Linked DNA regions of Homo sapiens: all the other regions are linked to region 1. A link is a contact called in ENCODE Hi-C or POLR2A ChIA-PET data. All regions are on one chromosome and are shown on one strand. The core of a region is the stretch at or near the end of the contact, and the rest is flanking DNA. Distances in the headings are between cores, read along the strand shown. Region 1 holds the start of SKI (SKI proto-oncogene). Region 2 holds the start of NADK (NAD kinase). Region 3 overlaps TTC34 (tetratricopeptide repeat domain 34).

Region 1 (3,508 bases), core at 345-2,844:
GGGGAAGTGAGGGGCAGGAGGTCCCAGCTGAAGGTCACTCAGGTTGCAGCGGCGTGGCCCTCTCGCCTCCGCCCAGCACCCAGGCCAGCTTGGGCACCCCCGGCCCGTGGGGCATGTCCCTCCGCCTCAGGCGAGCACAGACCGAGCCCTGCCCCTCCCCAAACACACCATTGCGTCCCTGCGCCCGCAGGCCTCGCTGGAAGCTGCCTCCCCTGGAGACCACCCGGCCGACTGTCCAACTTCGGGGCCCCGGGCTTCCCGCTCCCCGCCCTGCCAAGGCTTGAGTCTCTCCCACTGCGTGGCCAGGCGTGGAGGGCCGGCCGATCCGACCCCGAAAGACGTCTCAGCGCTCCACGGCCCCGGGGCGGAGGTCAGGGGTCTCGCCGGCCCGAACGCCGGGCCCCGCGGGGCCGAAGTCCTGATAAGCCACCTGGCAGGAGTGGCTGGCAGACCGGCTGCGTCTGGGGCACCGGGCGCCGCCCCTCCCAGGCCCGAAGCCCCCGGCCCGCGCAGCAGGGACACTCCGCCAGGGGCCGGCGGGCGGGGCGGGGCCGGCGCGGCCGGGAGCCGCGGACACTCGGCCACCGAGCCACCGGCCACGGCGCAGCGGGGGCCGCCGGGCTGCGCCGCCAGGGTCACGCGACGCGGTGCCCGTCTCGGCGCAGGGTCCCTGGGCGTGGCCGCTGTCCCCCTCGTGTGTGGGACCCCAGGTCACCGTGTGGCGTCCCGGTAGTGTGTGGGACCCCAGAGGCGTCCGGGGCCTCCCCGCTGTGTGGTGTCCCACCCTGGGAGAACCCCGGGTGCGTGGCGTGGCCCCCCGGCCGCCCCCAGCTGGTTTGCGGTCGTGGCGGGGGCCTGTGGGTTTCTGGGCCCCGACGGCGGCGAGACGGGCGCCTTCCCAGCGGCGCAGGAAGCGGCCTCGGCCGGAAGGGGGGCCCCGGGCGCCACCGCCGCCTCCGCCTCCGCCCGCGCCCAGCGGCCCTCGGCGGGCGGGGCCGAGCGGGGCCGAGCGGAGTCGAGCATGGCCGAGCGTAGCCGAGTCCCGGCCGAGCGGAGCCGAGTCATGGCAGGGCGGGTCCGAGCGTGGCCGAGTCCCGGGCGAGCGGAGCCGAGCGCGGCCGAGTCCGGGCGGGGAGCGCGCGTTCCTGGAAGAGCCCGGCTGGGGAGCGGGTCACATTCTTGGCCAGCGCTAGGGCTGAGGCGGACGCACGGCAACAAACAGCGCGGGGGGCGGGGCCGGCGCGGGGCGGAGCGGGCGGCGCGGGGCGGGGCGGCGCGGCGGCGGCGTGAGCTCAGCGCCGGGCGCTCAGTCCGAGCCGGAGCGAGCCGCCGGGAGGATGTGCGCCGAGCGCCCCGAGCCCCGCGCCGCCGCCGCGCTCTGAGGGCCGCGGGCGAGAGGCGCCTCCGCCGCCCCGGAAGCCGGGCGGGCGGGCCGCGGAGCCGGCGGGCGGGCGGGCCGGGGGCCGGCGGCGGGCGCGACGCGGCCGGCCAGCGCCGCCGGGACGAGCCGGGCGGGCGCCTCGCGGTGGGAGGAGCGGGGCGGCGGCGGCGCGCCGCGCGAGGACGGCCCGGCGGGCCCCGCGCCCGCGCCCCCGCTCCTCCCGGGCCCCTCGGCCTCGGCCGCCGCGGCGATTCGCGCCTCGCGGCGCCGGCACCTGCCCGCGCGCCCCCCGCGAGCCCCGGGCCCGCGAGCGTTGGCGTTGGCGTTGGCGGCGCGCGCCGGGGCATGCCCCGCGCCTAGAGCCCGGGGGGCGCGCGGGGGACGCGCGGGGGGCCCGGGCGGCGGCGGGCGCGGCGCGGGGCGCGTGGATGTGGCGCCGGGCCCGGGCGGCGGCGGGCTCCAGCGGCGGGACCCCTTCGCCCCGCCCGCCTTCCCCTTCGCGCCCCCGGGCGAGGCCGCGGCCGTGATCGGCCGTGAGCCGGCGGCGGGGGGCGGCCGGGGTCGGGGCCGCGGGCGCCGCCGGGGCGCGCGGGGCGGCGGCGGGGGCCGGGGGGGCCCGGGCGCGCGGGAGCGGGAGCGGCCGGGGGAGCCGGAGCGCACCATGGAGGCGGCGGCAGGCGGCCGCGGCTGTTTCCAGCCGCACCCGGGGCTGCAGAAGACGCTGGAGCAGTTCCACCTGAGCTCCATGAGCTCGCTGGGCGGCCCGGCCGCTTTCTCGGCGCGCTGGGCGCAGGAGGCCTACAAGAAGGAGAGCGCCAAGGAGGCGGGCGCGGCCGCGGTGCCGGCGCCGGTGCCCGCAGCCACCGAGCCGCCGCCCGTGCTGCACCTGCCCGCCATCCAGCCGCCGCCGCCCGTGCTGCCCGGGCCCTTCTTCATGCCGTCCGACCGCTCCACCGAGCGCTGCGAGACCGTACTGGAAGGCGAGACCATCTCGTGCTTCGTGGTGGGAGGCGAGAAGCGCCTGTGTCTGCCGCAGATTCTCAACTCGGTGCTGCGCGACTTCTCGCTGCAGCAGATCAACGCGGTGTGCGACGAGCTCCACATCTACTGCTCGCGCTGCACGGCCGACCAGCTGGAGATCCTCAAAGTCATGGGCATCCTGCCCTTCTCGGCGCCCTCGTGCGGGCTCATCACCAAGACGGACGCCGAGCGCCTGTGCAACGCGCTGCTCTACGGCGGCGCCTACCCGCCGCCCTGCAAGAAGGAGCTGGCCGCCAGCCTGGCGCTGGGCCTGGAGCTCAGCGAGCGCAGCGTCCGCGTGTACCACGAGTGCTTCGGCAAGTGTAAGGGGCTGCTGGTGCCCGAGCTCTACAGCAGCCCGAGCGCCGCCTGCATCCAGTGCCTGGACTGCCGCCTCATGTACCCGCCGCACAAGTTCGTGGTGCACTCGCACAAGGCCCTGGAGAACCGGACCTGCCACTGGGGCTTCGACTCGGCCAACTGGCGGGCCTACATCCTGCTGAGCCAGGATTACACGGGCAAGGAGGAGCAGGCGCGCCTCGGCCGCTGCCTGGACGACGTGAAGGAGAAATTCGACTATGGCAACAAGTACAAGCGGCGGGTGCCCCGGGTGAGTGGCCCCAGGCCTGGGAGCTGGGGAGGATGCGCTTGGGGTGGGGGCCCCTTCTGGACTACAGGCTCTGGTCTCCGAAGGCTGGGACCTGTGCTTCTGCCGTGCCCCATGTCTCCAGTCTTCGCTTTGTTTTAGGGAAATTCAGAGTGTTCCGACTGGCAGGGCCAGAGAGTTTGGTAGGAAGGCCCTCCTGCCCGTTCCCCAGGACGAGCCTGGAGTGCGGGCTGTGGCGGTGGGGTGGGGGGCCAGGCCTGGTGTGTGGGGAAGGCCCGCAGGCCCACAGGCATTGCCCAGATAGGAAGGCACAGGCCTCATGCTCCCGAGAAAGCGGCCTGCCCCAGGTCAGGGAAGTTAGGTCCAGCTGGGCCACGGCCCGGATGCCTCAGGCCCAGGTCTTTCTTGGGGTTGGGGTGAAGGTGGCTGTCCTCGCCCCGAAGGCACCCAGCCTCGAAGACGGAGGGCTGCCTGCCTTTGGGCCCCAGGAGACAGAGCTT
Region 2 (3,508 bases), core at 457-2,956, 450 kb before region 1:
CTCTGTCTTAAAAAAAAAAAAAAAAAAAAAAGACTGGTCAAAGTGGCTTACGTCTGTAAGATCAGCACTTTGGGAAGTGGAGGCAGGAGGATCTCTTGAGGCCAGGAGGTTGAGACTAGCCTGGACAACACAGTGAGACTCTATCTCTACAAAAAATTTTATAAATCAGCTAGGTGTGGTGGTGCAGGCCTGTAATCCCAGCTACTCAGGAGGCTGAGGTGGGAGGATCAATTGAGCCCAGGAATTTGAGGTTACAGTGAGCTATAATCATGCCACCATAAACACGCCTGGAGGACAGAGTGAGGCCCTGTTTCTAACATACACACACATATACACACAGAAACATCTCGAGAGGACACCTCCAAATGATGAAGCTATTTTGTTGGGTACTGCGGTGGCACCTGTGATTCCTCAAGTAGCTTGGAATCAGCGTGCTAACACCATAAAGTGGCTGCAAAAGTCCCAGTGAAGTCACTGCTGAGAGCAAACAGGCCTTACAGAGAAGTTCCAAGGGGACAGGAAATTTCCAGAGGCTTGAGAGGACAATGTTCAGGGGAATAAGTACTTGAAGGGAATTATCTAACAAGGTGTTAAAGTAACTAGCTTCTTAGACAAGATGACATCAGGAGGAAAAAAAAACTTATTAAGGCAAACATGTCAGTTTCAGGCCAACTAAGGCTGTCAGAGAGACATGGAACACAAGAAGAGAAGAGTTTTGAAATGTATTCCCATCAAGAGCCAAGAATAATGAACTTTTGAATGTAAAACTTAGTGTGTTCCAAAACAAGAAAGGAAAAATAACTTGTTACTCGGAATCGAAGCCAAAAGGAATCTCATTGCTTGGGGAGGAGGGATGGGAGGGTGGGGGTGGTCCTTGGCCTGGGAAGGAAAACTCCACCAGGCCTTCGGAGCTGGGCACGCCCTGTTCCCACAATTAAGAAAAAAAACGACGACCTAGAGCTCAAGGCCGGTGCTGACATCTGACCTACTGGATGGCAGCCGCCTGTAGGAACATCACCATAGACTATTGGAATTTTCTGGCAAGTACTGGGCACTAAATCAGAGATGTGTTTTTAGAGAATTCCATGCCAATACTGCTGTATAGAATCTTTTATTCATACTTTCCCACTAGGTTTGGGCCCCTCTAAGCTTTCACGAGTCAAAGACCCCTCCTGCTTGCTGAAACCACCCACGGAAGGCCGGACACCGAGGACCTGGCCGCCCAAGCAGAGGCGACTGACAAGCGCGGTCCGGGCTGGACGGCCCCACCTTCCCCGCCCGGGAGAGCCAGGCCGGACAGCGGCCTCCCTCAGACCCGTCCCCAAGGCCGAGCCTCGCCCTGGGCCGTGCTGGTGCCCCATTCGGGACGGAGCGGTGGCCCGTCAGCACTTCCACGGCCTCCTCAGCAGGCCAGATGGGCAGGGCCGGCCTGGTGTCTCCCCGCCTGGCCGCGCGCTCGCGGGCAGCGATGACCCCAGGCAGCGGGCGACCCCAGGCGGACGGCAGGCCGGGTCTGCTCACTCACCGTTCGCTGCCGCGGGCGCCTGCGGGGGCGTCTACATGCCGGACCGAGCCCGCAGGCCCCGCCGCCGCGCCGCCGCCAGCCGTCGCTACCTGGCCCTTGGCGCCCTGGCCGCCTGTTGCCCCATGGCCGCCCGGACCCCGGCGCCGGCGCCGCCGAGCAGCAATGCGCCGCGCCCGCCCACTGCGCAGGCGCACCCGCCACGCATGCGCGCTGCCGCGCACGTGGGGCGTCCCGCGCGTCTGCCGGGTCCCACCGGCGCCGGGACACCCCGCGCGGGCGGGAGGCGGCGGGCGTGGCGGGAAAGAGGCGGGCGGTGGGGAAGAGGGGCGAATCGCGGTGGAGAGCAGTGACCAGGGAGTGGAGGCGGGCAGCGGGGACAGGGGCGGGCGTCCGCGACTCGGGTAGGCGGGGGTCGGCGCCCCGAGGAGGGCGGCCCCCGGCTCCCGTCCCCACTCACCTGCCGCGTCCGGAGGGCGCCCCCGGGTCCGCCCGCCACGTCTACGCCTAGGCGCCCCCGACATTGTGATCCCAGCCCGGCGTCCCGCCCCCAACTCACCGCCACCGCGGGCGGGACCTCCCGGACCACGTGGGCCGGCTCAGGGGAGTGCAGGTGCCCCGCGAGAGCTGGCCCCGCCCGCCGCCGCTTCCCTAATTACCGGGCTGTGACACGGTGTGGGCCGAGCCGGATTTGGGAACCGAAACTTAGAGCAGCTGCGGCAGCGCTGCGCTCCCTCGGGGCTGTCCGTCGGGGCTGGGAGGGCGGCCCTGCGCCTGGGGGAACCGCGATCGGCCTCACGCCCACCTCTAGCGGCCAGGTGCGCCTTGCACGCCCACGAACGTCCTCAGAGGTCTACGCTTGGGATCCCAAGGCTGGCAGTGGAGGGAGGACCCGGTGGCCTGGGGCACCTCTAGGGGGACCAGGGAGCCGTGTTTTGCGCACCCCACAGGCTGGAGGACTCGGGGAGTTGGGGGAGGAGGCCAAAGCCACAGGAGCGGACTTTGTAGTGTTTGTTGGAACTGCGGGTCCCACCCAGCCCGCACTTGCTGAACTGGTGGCTGCTCATCAGCGCCTTCAGGCCTCAAATATCCCAATAATGTGCCCTATACCCAGTTCTCAGCTCTCGAGTCACTGTCAGGTAAACTGGCAATGCACGACCAGCTGCTCTAACCTGCTGGTCCCCCAGGTGCCAGACATTGTTTTGTTTTTCTGAGATAGTGTCTCATTCGTCCCCCAGGCCGGAGTCCAGTGGCGGGCTCACGGCTCACTGCAGCCTTGACCTCTCAGGTGCAAGCGATCCTTCCACTTCAGCTTCCCTAGTAGTTGGGACTACAAGTAGGTCCCGCCACACTCGACTACTTCATTCATATATATATATATTTGTGTGTGTGTGTGTGTGTGTGTGTAGAGATGAGGTTTTACCATTTTGCCCAGGCTGGGTCTCAAACTTCACCCGCCTCGGCCTCCCAAAGTACTAGGATTATAGGCGTAAGCCACTGCACCTGGCCCAGCCATTGTTTTCTGAGGTTCAGTCCCTGTCTATACTTTCTGTGTGATCACCTGGCCCAGGGTCGGTGTGGACCTGAGTCCTCTGCAGCCCTTCCCCACACCCGCATACCTGCTCTCTGGTCAGGACTCCTGGGACTTGAATCCAGAGACACGGAACACGGCCTGGCCAAGTCTTCCTGAAAAACACAGCTCTTCAGTTCAGGACCACAGTGAAGTACAGGGCACCAAGGGTGACTGGAAAGGGAAGCAAGGATCATGAGAACTTGGGGGATTTCTTAAGCTCTGTAACTTCTCCCGGGGTTATTTTGCAAACCCAACTGTTTCAAAGTGACCACCAGCCACACCCACAGAAGCGGCCTTGAGCTGCCCAGTTCTTTTTCTTTGGCGGGGGGAGAGGGGGCGGATAAGATCATTAACATAATAATGCGTGAGCTGAGTTTTTGCATATGATCATTAGCATAATAATGCTTGATCTA
Region 3 (3,508 bases), core at 286-2,785, 410 kb after region 1:
GGAAGGTGGTGTGGGGAGGGCTGGGAAGGGGGAGGGCTGGGAAGGGGTGTGTGGGGAGGGTGGGAAGGGGGGCTGTGGGGAGGGTTGGGAAGGGGGGTTGTGGGGAGGGTTGGGAAGGGGTGTGTGGGGAGGGCTGGGAAGGGGGTGTGGAGAGGGCAGGGCAGGTACCTCCCCGATTTAGGGAGCTGGGTACACCCCTGGGCCTGGACATCAGGTGCAGATGCTAGGGTGGCCCCGTGATTAGGGCTGGGAGAGGGTCAGGCCCAGTCACTGTAGCCAGCAGCCTGAGGATGCCTCCCTCCGGATTCTGGCCTTCAGTCTCTTCAGGCCACGGTGGTCGGGGTCCACCAGGAGGCCGCTCTCTACCGCCGTCCAGGCCTCTGCGTGACGCTGCTCCTCCAGGCAGCACTGCCCGCGGAGAAGGAACATGCGTGCAGTGGGGGCCCGGCCTGGCTGCCTGCACAGGCTGTTCTGGGCCAAGGAGGGCGCCAGCTTCAGGGCCTGGGCAAAGGCCCCTGCGGCCGCCGCCTCATCCCCCAGGCTCAGCAGCAGGCGACCCTGACGGCAGAAGTCCTCTGCCCGCCTTGGGAGGTCACCATCCCCCAGCGCCTCCTGGAGCACATGGTCCAGGTCCCTAAGGGCCCGGCCAAACTCCTGCAACTCGGCCAGGCAGGTGGCCCGCAGACGCAGGTGACAGGCACTGCTGCCACTGGCCAGGACAGACAGCGAACAGTAGCCCAGCGCCTGCCTGGGTTGCCCTGCGTCCAGGAGGGTGCCGGCTTCCTGGGCCGCCGCCTGCACAGAGGACACAGAGAGAGGCAGGGAGAGTGGGGTCAGCCCCAAAAGCCCGGCCGCCCCTGCCCTGCAGAGGTCCTCTGCACAGCCAGCTTCTGCTGGCTCCCTGGGGATGGCGGGGCCCTGGGCTGCACAGGAGCTGCCCGCTGCTTCTGGAGGGGCTGGCTGACCATGGGCAAGGGCAGGAAGGGGGACCCAGGGTAGAGGACCCCTCCCTGCAATTCCCACTGCCCTGGAACCTGCCAAAGTGCTGTTCCGACCCTTGGCCCAAGGCCTGGCATCCTTGCCCACTGCTCTTCTCCCTGGGCCTCGGATCAGGGACCTGGATTTACCTCCTCATGGTCCCCTCCTGGCAGCCCTACCGCCCCACCGGCTGGGCCCAGGTTCCCTTGACTGGGTGACCACACCGGCCTCCTCCCTCGGTCCCTCTGGGCCAAGTCACCTCTCCATCGGGCCCTCTGAGGGGGCTGCTGCCCAGCCCTTCCACTCTGCCCACCTTCTGAAGGCTGCTCCAGGCCTCTGAGCACGTGCACCCTAGCCCCTCTCCCTGGGGCTGCTGGACGGAGGGCACAGCCTGTGCTGTGGGCTGCTGCTGGCCAGGCCTGCCTGCCCCCCCCACTCCTCCCGGGCACTTTCCTGAGCCCACCCAGGCCCAATCGCCTCATCTCTGACCCAGTTTTTTCACAGAGTCAACCACGACCAGAAATCCGCTCGCCTCGCTGGGCTCCTCCTCCGCTCAAGAATCTGCAGGGGTTCCCCGCTGCCTGAGGAACACGCCAAGGTGCAGGCCCCGCCTTTCTCGCTGGCGCTGCCTCTCTTCCAGCAGCCCGGCGGTCCTCGACGCTACCTCCCCCGGGGGGCGCAGCGCACCCAGGACCCCGCCAGGCTTGGCCGCACGGGGCGAAGCCGAGGCCCACGCCCGGGGTCCGTGCAGGGAGCGAGGGGGTCCCACGGCCCCGGCTTTGCTGCTGGGCTCCCGCAGGGCACAGTGTGGCCTCTTCTGCCAGCTGTGAGCGGCGCTGAGCAGGGCAGGGGCTCGAAACCCCGTCCCTCGCCTGCGGTGCGGCCCGCGGGACCGCCCCTCTCCGGGCGGAGGCACCTGACCCCGACCCGTAGTTCACGGCCCGGGGTGGTAGTGAAGCCTCGGCCCGCGCAGGACCCGCACATTTGGGCCGGGTCCATGGCAGCAGGAGGGCGAGGCCCCGAGCAGCTGTCGGACCCCGGGAGCCCCCAGGCCGCCCCAGTGGGGAAGGGCGCTCAATCCGACCCCAGACTCCCCTGAGCCCGCGGCTCGGGCCGCGCAGGCGCAGTGCCACCCGGAGGGGGCCGCCTGCCGAGGGGCGGGGCGCAGGAAGCGGGGCGAAACCACTGTTGGCTCATTTCCGGGTGGGTCCCCGTCTCCAGGCAACCATTTCGCGTCCTGCAGATTCTTGCCTGTGCCGGGAGCCGCCTCCTGGCGCCGCAGCCCAGCCGTATTCTGCAGCCTCGGAGACCCGCGTCCAGCCCCGCCTCCGGGCTCGGTGACCCCCGTTCAGGAGACCCCATCTAGCCGCCTCCTCTGGGCTCCGGGACCATGGCCCCAGCCAGGCTTCCCGCCCCCTGCCAGGCCCTGCTCCCACCTCGAAGACCCCAGCACAGACCCCTCCTCCTGGCTTGGAAACGCCCAGTCCCTCTGGGAGCTCTGAGACCCCACCCCGCCCAGCCCGGCCGCCTCCTCTAGGTCCCGATAACCCAATCTCAGCGTTGCTCTTCAGCTCGGGGGGGGCAGCGGCGCCCCCTCTGCAGCACCGAACTGCCCCTTACACTGGTGTAGCCCCGACTCCGCCATGAGCTCCCTGTTCTTCCTAGTGTGGTTTCTGTTTTCCTAAGTGGCCCCGGAGTGCTAGAACCCGCTGGTGTCAGGAAGCATTAAGGAGGTGAAATCCTGCCCAGGCCCCACTGGGGTGTAGTTCTGCCTCTGGGACCCCAAAGCCTGCTGTGCTCTTGGCCTCCCAGCCTGCCTTGTCCCCACGTGCCTTCTCCCGGCCTGCCATGGGTTTGGGGTGGGCTTCCTGCCGGGCAAGGTGCCCCTGGCTGGCTCAGTCTGGCCCTGAGGGCAAGGTCCTCTTCCCTCTCTTGCACCCAAGTCACCTGTGGCTTATACTTCCCATACAAAGAGGCTGAGAGGTCGGTGGGGTTGTAGGGCTAAGGTGGCCAGAGACCGTCTTCCTGGGCCAGAAGTGGGTGCCTCCCACCCCACCCCAAACCTAACTGAAATCAACCCAACCGCAGAGAGTGAAGAAAGGCTGCCCCAGTGGTGGGCCCGGGGGTCTCATGCCTGTGTGCTGGGGAAGGTTGGGGTGGGAGATCTGTGGGGTTCTTTGGGCACCTGGGCAAGGCTCTGCCGCTCCGAGGCCTCCAGGAGATGCAGCAGGCAGCTGAGATCCGGGGCATCCACCTCGGCCAGGCTCTGCAGGTCCCTTGCAGCCCCTGGCACGTCTCCCTTCTTGAGCTGGAGCAGGCCCAGCCGGGCCCGGGCTGCCTCTGACGTTGGGGCACGGTGCAGGGCTTTTTCCAGGTGGGTGCCAGCTTCCTCGTAGCTGCCTGTCAGGGATTCAGGAGGGACAGTCAGTGTGTGGGGTTGGGCAGAGGTGCGAGAGAGCTGAGACTCGCTGGCCGCTCCTTCCCTGCCCTGTGCTGGCTTGCGGGGAGCTGATGATGGCTCAGCCCAGGA

Evidence for each region. Hi-C counts contacts between places; a loop is a spot of excess contacts on that map. ChIA-PET counts read pairs that join two places held with the same protein, here RNA polymerase II (POLR2A). Pooled maps may share reads with other maps.
Region 2: a loop to region 1 is called in a pooled map, with 32 times the contacts of the local background. The contact joins the promoter of NADK here to the promoter of SKI in region 1. A Hi-C loop is called at or near these places in 1 of 37 single-sample maps with no recorded cell type and 5 of 50 pooled maps. POLR2A ChIA-PET finds 5 or more read pairs at or near these places in 2 of 52 experiments (A673 and naive thymus-derived CD8-positive, alpha-beta T cell).
Region 3: a loop to region 1 is called in a pooled map, with 15 times the contacts of the local background. The contact joins the enhancer-like site here to the promoter of SKI in region 1. A Hi-C loop is called at or near these places in 7 of 50 pooled maps.

The regions. Positions count from the first base shown.
Region 1 is chr1:2,226,725-2,230,232 of GRCh38, forward strand. It overlaps SKI (SKI proto-oncogene), which reads left to right and starts at 1,595. Exons shown (of 7, transcript NM_003036.4): 1 at 1,595-3,011. The coding sequence starts at 2,043. RefSeq lists an enhancer at 1-336 and a silencer at 656-1,425.
Region 2 is chr1:1,776,764-1,780,271 of GRCh38, forward strand. It overlaps NADK (NAD kinase), which reads right to left and starts at 1,707. Exons shown (of 12, transcript NM_023018.5): 1 at 1,526-1,707. RefSeq lists a silencer at 1,223-2,422 and an enhancer at 3,483-3,508.
Region 3 is chr1:2,641,101-2,644,608 of GRCh38, forward strand. TTC34 (tetratricopeptide repeat domain 34) reads right to left here. Exons shown (of 9, transcript NM_001242672.3): 8 at 3,164-3,378; 9 at 1-795. The coding sequence ends at 268. Among named protein-coding and RNA genes, the nearest start is that of MMEL1, 9.8 kb to the left of the region's middle. Within about 2 kb of position 1,536, at least 32 of the 41 ENCODE cell types and tissues checked have a DNase peak (open chromatin) inside an H3K27ac peak, as active enhancers do.